2 separate regions of the Homo sapiens genome follow, and region 1 is linked to region 2. A link is an interaction called in ENCODE POLR2A ChIA-PET data of the cell type or tissue named here. Cell type or tissue: OCI-LY7. All regions are shown on one strand. Each heading gives the region's core, and the rest is flanking DNA. Links, peaks and the distances in the headings are about the cores only.

The links. Peaks named below come from ENCODE experiments on the same cell type or tissue, not always from the same donor. Only the 100,000 strongest peaks of a DNase experiment are listed, where the experiment ranks them.
Region 1: POLR2A ChIA-PET joins it to region 2 with 5 read pairs; 7 of 35 experiments call an interaction of 5 or more read pairs at or near these places.

The regions. Positions count from the first base shown.
Region 1 is chr3:66,569,380-66,572,294 of GRCh38, reverse strand. The region is part of intron 1 of LOC105377141 (a long non-coding RNA gene); the gene reads right to left. Among named protein-coding and RNA genes, the nearest start is that of LRIG1, 70 kb to the right of the region's middle. RefSeq lists an enhancer at 1-258. In OCI-LY7, for the core only: no CTCF peak of the experiment used is centred there; no DNase peak of the experiment used is centred there.
Region 2 is chr3:66,495,100-66,498,014 of GRCh38, reverse strand. The region is part of intron 1 of LRIG1 (leucine rich repeats and immunoglobulin like domains 1); the gene reads left to right. Among named protein-coding and RNA genes, the nearest start is that of LRIG1, 4.5 kb to the left of the region's middle. RefSeq lists a silencer at 2,016-2,310. In OCI-LY7, for the core only: no CTCF peak of the experiment used is centred there; DNase peaks (open chromatin) are centred at 524, 1,174, 2,264, 2,534 and 2 weaker places; H3K4me3 peaks cover 2,500 bases; H3K27ac peaks cover 2,500 bases.

The DNA.
Region 1 (2,915 bases), core at 110-2,609, 74 kb before region 2:
ATATTTGCTGAATGTACCAACCTGTCCTTATGAATTGTTGCCTCTGGCAGCTTTCAGATGCCACCTTATATATAAACTTTTCTCTAACCTTGTATTTGGTCACTTAGTGCACATTTTTATAGGTCATCTGTTTTCGCCTAGTCGAATTTAAACCCCGGGAGGACACAGAGATCACCTCTTATCATTCTTTGTATCTTGAGTCTTCCGAGAAAATTTTTCCCAGGTAATTGATGGGTGGTGATGCTGAGCAACAGATTAGTCCTATCTCAGCTTGTTCCAGAAAGTATTTAAGGGTGCTTGACAGGATACATTAAATGAAGCAACATAAGTTAAAAGGCAATGAAAACGTCTAAGAATTGTCACCAAAAGATCAATCTATGCATGAAGATTTTGATACGAGTGTTTATTACATTTTTTTGGTTGTTTTATAAAAGGAAACATTTAGAAACAGCCTAACATTCAACAATCTTATATTGATTGAATATATTATGGAACATCTACAAGACAGAAGACACCTAATCACATAGAAAGATGTGCATGGTGTAGTAAGTGGGGTGAAGGGAAGGACAGTTATAAAACACTATATATGATATAATCTCATTTTGTATTAGGTTGGTGCAAAGGTAATTGTGGTTTTTGCCACTAAAAGTAATGGCAATAATAGGCAAGGCACAGTGGCTCACGCCTGTAATCCCAGCATTTTGGGAGGCCGAGGCAGGTGGATCACTTGAGGTCAGGGGTTCAGACCAGCCCTGCCAACTTGGTGAAACCCCGTCTCTACTAAAAATACAAAAATTAGCCAGGCATGGTGGTGCACAACTGTAATTCCAGCTACTTAGGAGGCTGAGGCAGGAGAATCACTTGAATCTGGGGGGCAGAGTTTTCAGTGGGCCAAGATGACACTAGTGCACTCCAGTCTGGGTGACAGAGCAAGACTCTGTCTCATAAGAAAAAAAAAAAGTATGGCGATAACCGCAATTACCTTTGCACCAACCTAAAATATATGTATAGACTGTGGGTTAGGTGGGGGTAGGGAGAAAATATACCAAAATATAAATGGTGTTCTCTCTGGGTATGACTAGGTGATTTTTACTCATTTTGTGTTTGCTTTTCTGTGTTCTATACATTTTTAAAGATTTCGTTTGCACAAAGTATCATTCTTTAGTAAAGGCAGGGTAGGGACGTTTATTTTTTTTAAGTAGGTAGGCCAAAAGAAAGAAAAATACAAGTAGAAAGCTAAGAATGAGGCTTATTCCAAAAGTGAACACCATACAAACCTAAATAAGCAAGTCACAAATTTGACTCTGAGCTTTCCAGCAATTAACACAGAAAGGGAATCAGGACAGGCTATCTAACTCACACTGTCCAGGAACAACATGGCTTTTCCTGATACAGAGGAGCAGGAGGACATTCTGCAATGTAAGGAATAACATCCTCAACCAGATCCTGTCATCGAGGTGAGTTTCCTGGAGTTGGTTTGGAATAGAGCAGGCTCTAAATTAGATTACCATGTTCCCCATTATTATTATTATTATTATTATTATTATTTGGTAGAGGCAGTGTCTCACTATATTGCCTGGGCTGGTCTTGAACTCCTGGCCTCAAGAAATCTTCCTGCCTTGGCCTCCCAAAGTGCTGAGGTTACAGGCAGAAGCCACCATACTACCTGGCCTCCCTGCCTTTCTTCTAAGGATAGCTTTAGGCAAAGTATTTAATTCCTCACTAAGTACCTCTATTTAATAGTGGTGAATTAATTACTTCATATCTAAATAACTAGCGATTATTAATAGCTGCAATGAGTAATTATAGTGATTAAGCCATCCTAGCCTAGGCTGGCTTCTCAGAATCAGTTCCCTCTCCCAAATTGCCAGGAGCACCATTCTTGAGGAGGGGTCTCCTAAGCCTTGCACTGCAGTGGGGCCGAGAGGCAACTCAGTGACTCACCTACATTTTCACTTCTGGCTCATCCAGGCGTGCAAAGGCAAGAAGCCAGAAAGACTTGATTATTTAAACTATCTCCTATCTAAAGCCCAATGTGCCCAGTAAAACCAAATTAGTAAATTTTTTTTCATGCACAGGGGCTCCTGGAACGGACACATAGAGAAAAGAAGGCAAAAGGCTGCAGAAAGGGATTTGGTCTCCAATAAAATTCCCCTCTCTGGATTCCCAGGCCTTCTCTAATGGAAGCATTTGGAGTCTGAGTTCTTATGACACCTGCCCCTAGGTATGCCTGACACTGCACTAGGTGCTGGGCTACAAAAGTGAATGTAGGCAGGTGAGAGAAGTTCCCAATGGGGGGGCTACTGGATAAGCAGATCATTTCAGTATCATAGTTAGAGAGGGCACAAGAAACTAGGGGAACACAAAGAGATCCTCAAGGGTCAGGGAAGGCCTCCTGGAGAAGATGATATCTAATCTGGGTCTTGAAGGAACATATGGTTCAGTAGAACTGAGAAAAAGGTACAGGTCATTTAAAGGAACCACAGACATACTCTATTCTGGGAACTACAATCATCTCCTTATTACCAGAGCATAAAGTTCCAAATGGGATGGAGATGAAGCAAAAGAGGCAAGTTGAGGCCAAATCATGGAGGGCCATGGATGTAGCACTAAAGAAGCAGTCTTTGATCCTTTAGGCCTGGCCCAGACCAGGCAGATGCTGTGAATTAATGCACTATCCCAGGGACAAGAGAAGACCATGGGGACTGTGGCAAACTGGAGTGCACTTGAGTCAGTACTCGTATTGCCAGATCTTTCCATTGTTTAAGAGAGGTCAGAATCCAGATCCCTATGTACAACTCTCCCTCAAGGGAAACATTGGTGATTAATTCAAATTTAAAACACAGAGAATAACCAGCAAGGGGAAGGCCCCAATACTGTGTCCGTGAGCCTGATTTAACCTGAGGGCCAGATTT
Region 2 (2,915 bases), core at 229-2,728:
TTTAAATCATTAGTCTCCGTGAGTCTTATTCTGGAATTTCCATAAGAGTATTTATATGGTTTGTATTCCTGGCTAAGATTCAGCAAGACTTTAGGGGAGAAAGTGTCTGTATATGATATAATGAAATATCTTGTAGTTTCACCAAGTTTACACGCTCTAAGCCCACGGTGTCTAGAAAATGCTTTGAGCTAGTTTATAAACCCATGAACTGGATTTACTGCAGCTAGTTCAAACAACTTCAGGCTGTGGGTTTGAGATAGCAGAGGACCTGTGGCTTTATGGGACCTTTTTTTTTTTTTTTTTTTTTTTTGTAAACAGTGCGTCTGATGTGGAAGTTGCTTCTAGGCCTGATATAAGAAAAATAAAACTTTTAAATAGTGAATGTAAATGCAGTGTGAATAGAAGAAACAGAATGGATAATGATAATCGGTTCATTTTTGGGGCCTGAGGATAACTTTTCAGCACAATAACTTACAGTTGTAGTAGTCAAGCCATAATTTAAGTCTCCCAGCCCATTACGTAGGTGAGATTGGCATGGTCCAACTAGCACATTCATAAATAGCACCAAGCCACTGCCAAGCCTTATTCCAACTTCCCAGAACCTGAGAAGAAGTTGAACTTCTTAGAACTCAGATATTTGCTTTCTTTGAAATTATTTTTGAGAGCATGGCTTCAGAAGCTATTTAAGAAGTATTAAATACAGTTTACCTTAGACTCTTACCTGTGCCGTAAATTTCAGCAGTGTTTAGTCACAAAATGTTGCTAGTTTAAATGTCCTGAGAGCTGAATGGTAGCCCATTGGGATTGGGATTAGGATTAGGAAGGCAGGCCTAGAGGAAGAACAAACCCTGATTTTTGTTCTCAGTGTGGAGTGAAGATGACAGAGCATTCTAAAGCAAGGATATTCACAAAAGTGTATACCAAGTGTGGTTATCCTAAGCCACATTAAGATGAGTTTATTGATTTTGATCTCTTTGTACTATGTGTTTGCAATACCAGATCAGTTAGCTTAAATCTAACCTTGCCAGTTTTGGCAAAGAAGTGGTACTTATGATTACCTTAGAAAATAAACACCAACTGTGGTTGCCATTGTGGTTGGGAAGCAAAGAGGGCCTTTGTCTTTCAAATTTTACAGCTGTGCTGGAAGGCCCAGGTGTGCAGGGTGTTGTGAATTAAGGGTTTGGAAAATACTTTCCATCCTGTTTATGCAAATTAAGTTTAAAGTGCAGATCACCAAATTGTTCTGGAACCTAAACTGAGATTCATGTTTTTTTTTTAAAGTAGATTGTTGTATGGATGGTCCTGAAATATTTCCTTCTCCATATCACTTAAACTCAACAGACTTTGAAACAAAAGTCTTCCGATTTGTGGGACAGGGAAGAACCTGGGTTGTTTGGAATAGGGAGCATTTTAAACACAGGTTAATTGCCAAGAATACAGTCTGAAAGGTGCAAGTGCTCTTAGAGTTTCAGGGAACTTTAGCTTGAGCTCAGAGTCCTTTTCTTTTGCAACAAGTGTCTTCCCTCTTGTTGGGGGATAACTTGTCTGTTGATAGCTCTCTGACAACTTTTTTTGAGTAAGGTGAGATTTCTGGCAAATAATATTGGTTGTCGTGAGAAAAAGGCACACTGTTTAAGTCTTGCTGATATGAAATTGTGGCCGTAATATCTATTCTTTGAGTACTGCTAAAGTAGGAAGTGTCCAGAGATTCCCAGCGCCCCATGTAAATTAACTGTGTATTGGCACACAATGTCCCTCTTGCCTTTAGGACATGTCAGAACTGTTCCTGCCCCGCTTTTCAAGGGACTGTTTTAAAAAGTAGTGTATTGTCTCTTTGCATAATTATATTTGGTTACTAGATTTTACAGACTTTGGACTTTTGAACATATTATCAGCAGTAATTCTCGGAACCATCTTCAGAAAGATGAAGAAAAATTAAGTGTAGTGTGATGAGAGCTGGTTCCTAGTGGATGTCCTCATGTCCCATCTCCCCAGCTCTGCACCGTTAGCTGAAAGCTTTCCTCCCTCCAGTGTTAATTACTTTGCCTGGGTTCTCCCTGCAGCTTCCCTGAGTCCATTGGGACGGCCTCTGGCTGACCTTTCTCTCCCTCAGACACCATGATCACAATGAAAGGGCCTCTCCCGCTTCTGCAGGGGTGTCTCCTTGGTGCAAAGTCTTCAGCCTCCTCTCTTTCAGGGTGGACAGGAATGCAGGAGAGAGCACTGGGGTTTTGTGTGACTTAACAATGCACCTGGCCCAGTGCTGTGCACCTGCTAAAGCCCTGAAGGTCTGTTAGATAGGAAGGCTGGGTGGAGGTTGTTTAAAATAGCCTATAGTTATTTAAAAAGTGGCATGCACAGGAGAGGGAAATCTAGAAGAGGGATTCATTGAATTGAAAGTTGTTATATGCAGTAAAGGATGTTGGTTGTATCAGAGTCTTTCTTTCTTCTTTTCCTCGTTTGTTTAAAACATAAAAGGGATTCCTCTGACCTACCCCATAGGTAGAAGGACTTTAAGTTTCACGAGCAAGCCTAACTTTCAATTCCTTTTGAATGAGCTATGTGACATTTACTCACTGGGTACGTTCCCCCTCCTCAGTGACTGCAATTTGAAACCCTGGGGGTCTTTTAAAAGCGAACAGAACTCTGGGCCGTGTTAATATTCAGAGCTGTTTACAATGGATGCAGTTTCAAAGGCTGATGGCATTGTCTTGAGACAGGAGGGAGGACGGGTGGAGGAAAAATTCCCAGGCAGGGAAGGGCAAATATCTAAAAATCTCCAGTGTTTACCAGCCTGTGGGAAATTTAGGGACCGTTACTGTTATTTTTTATGACTTAAGCATGACACTGAGCCACTAGGGTTCATTCTATCTACCTCATGGCTTCAGTTCTTGTATGTCAGTTATGTGGTTATC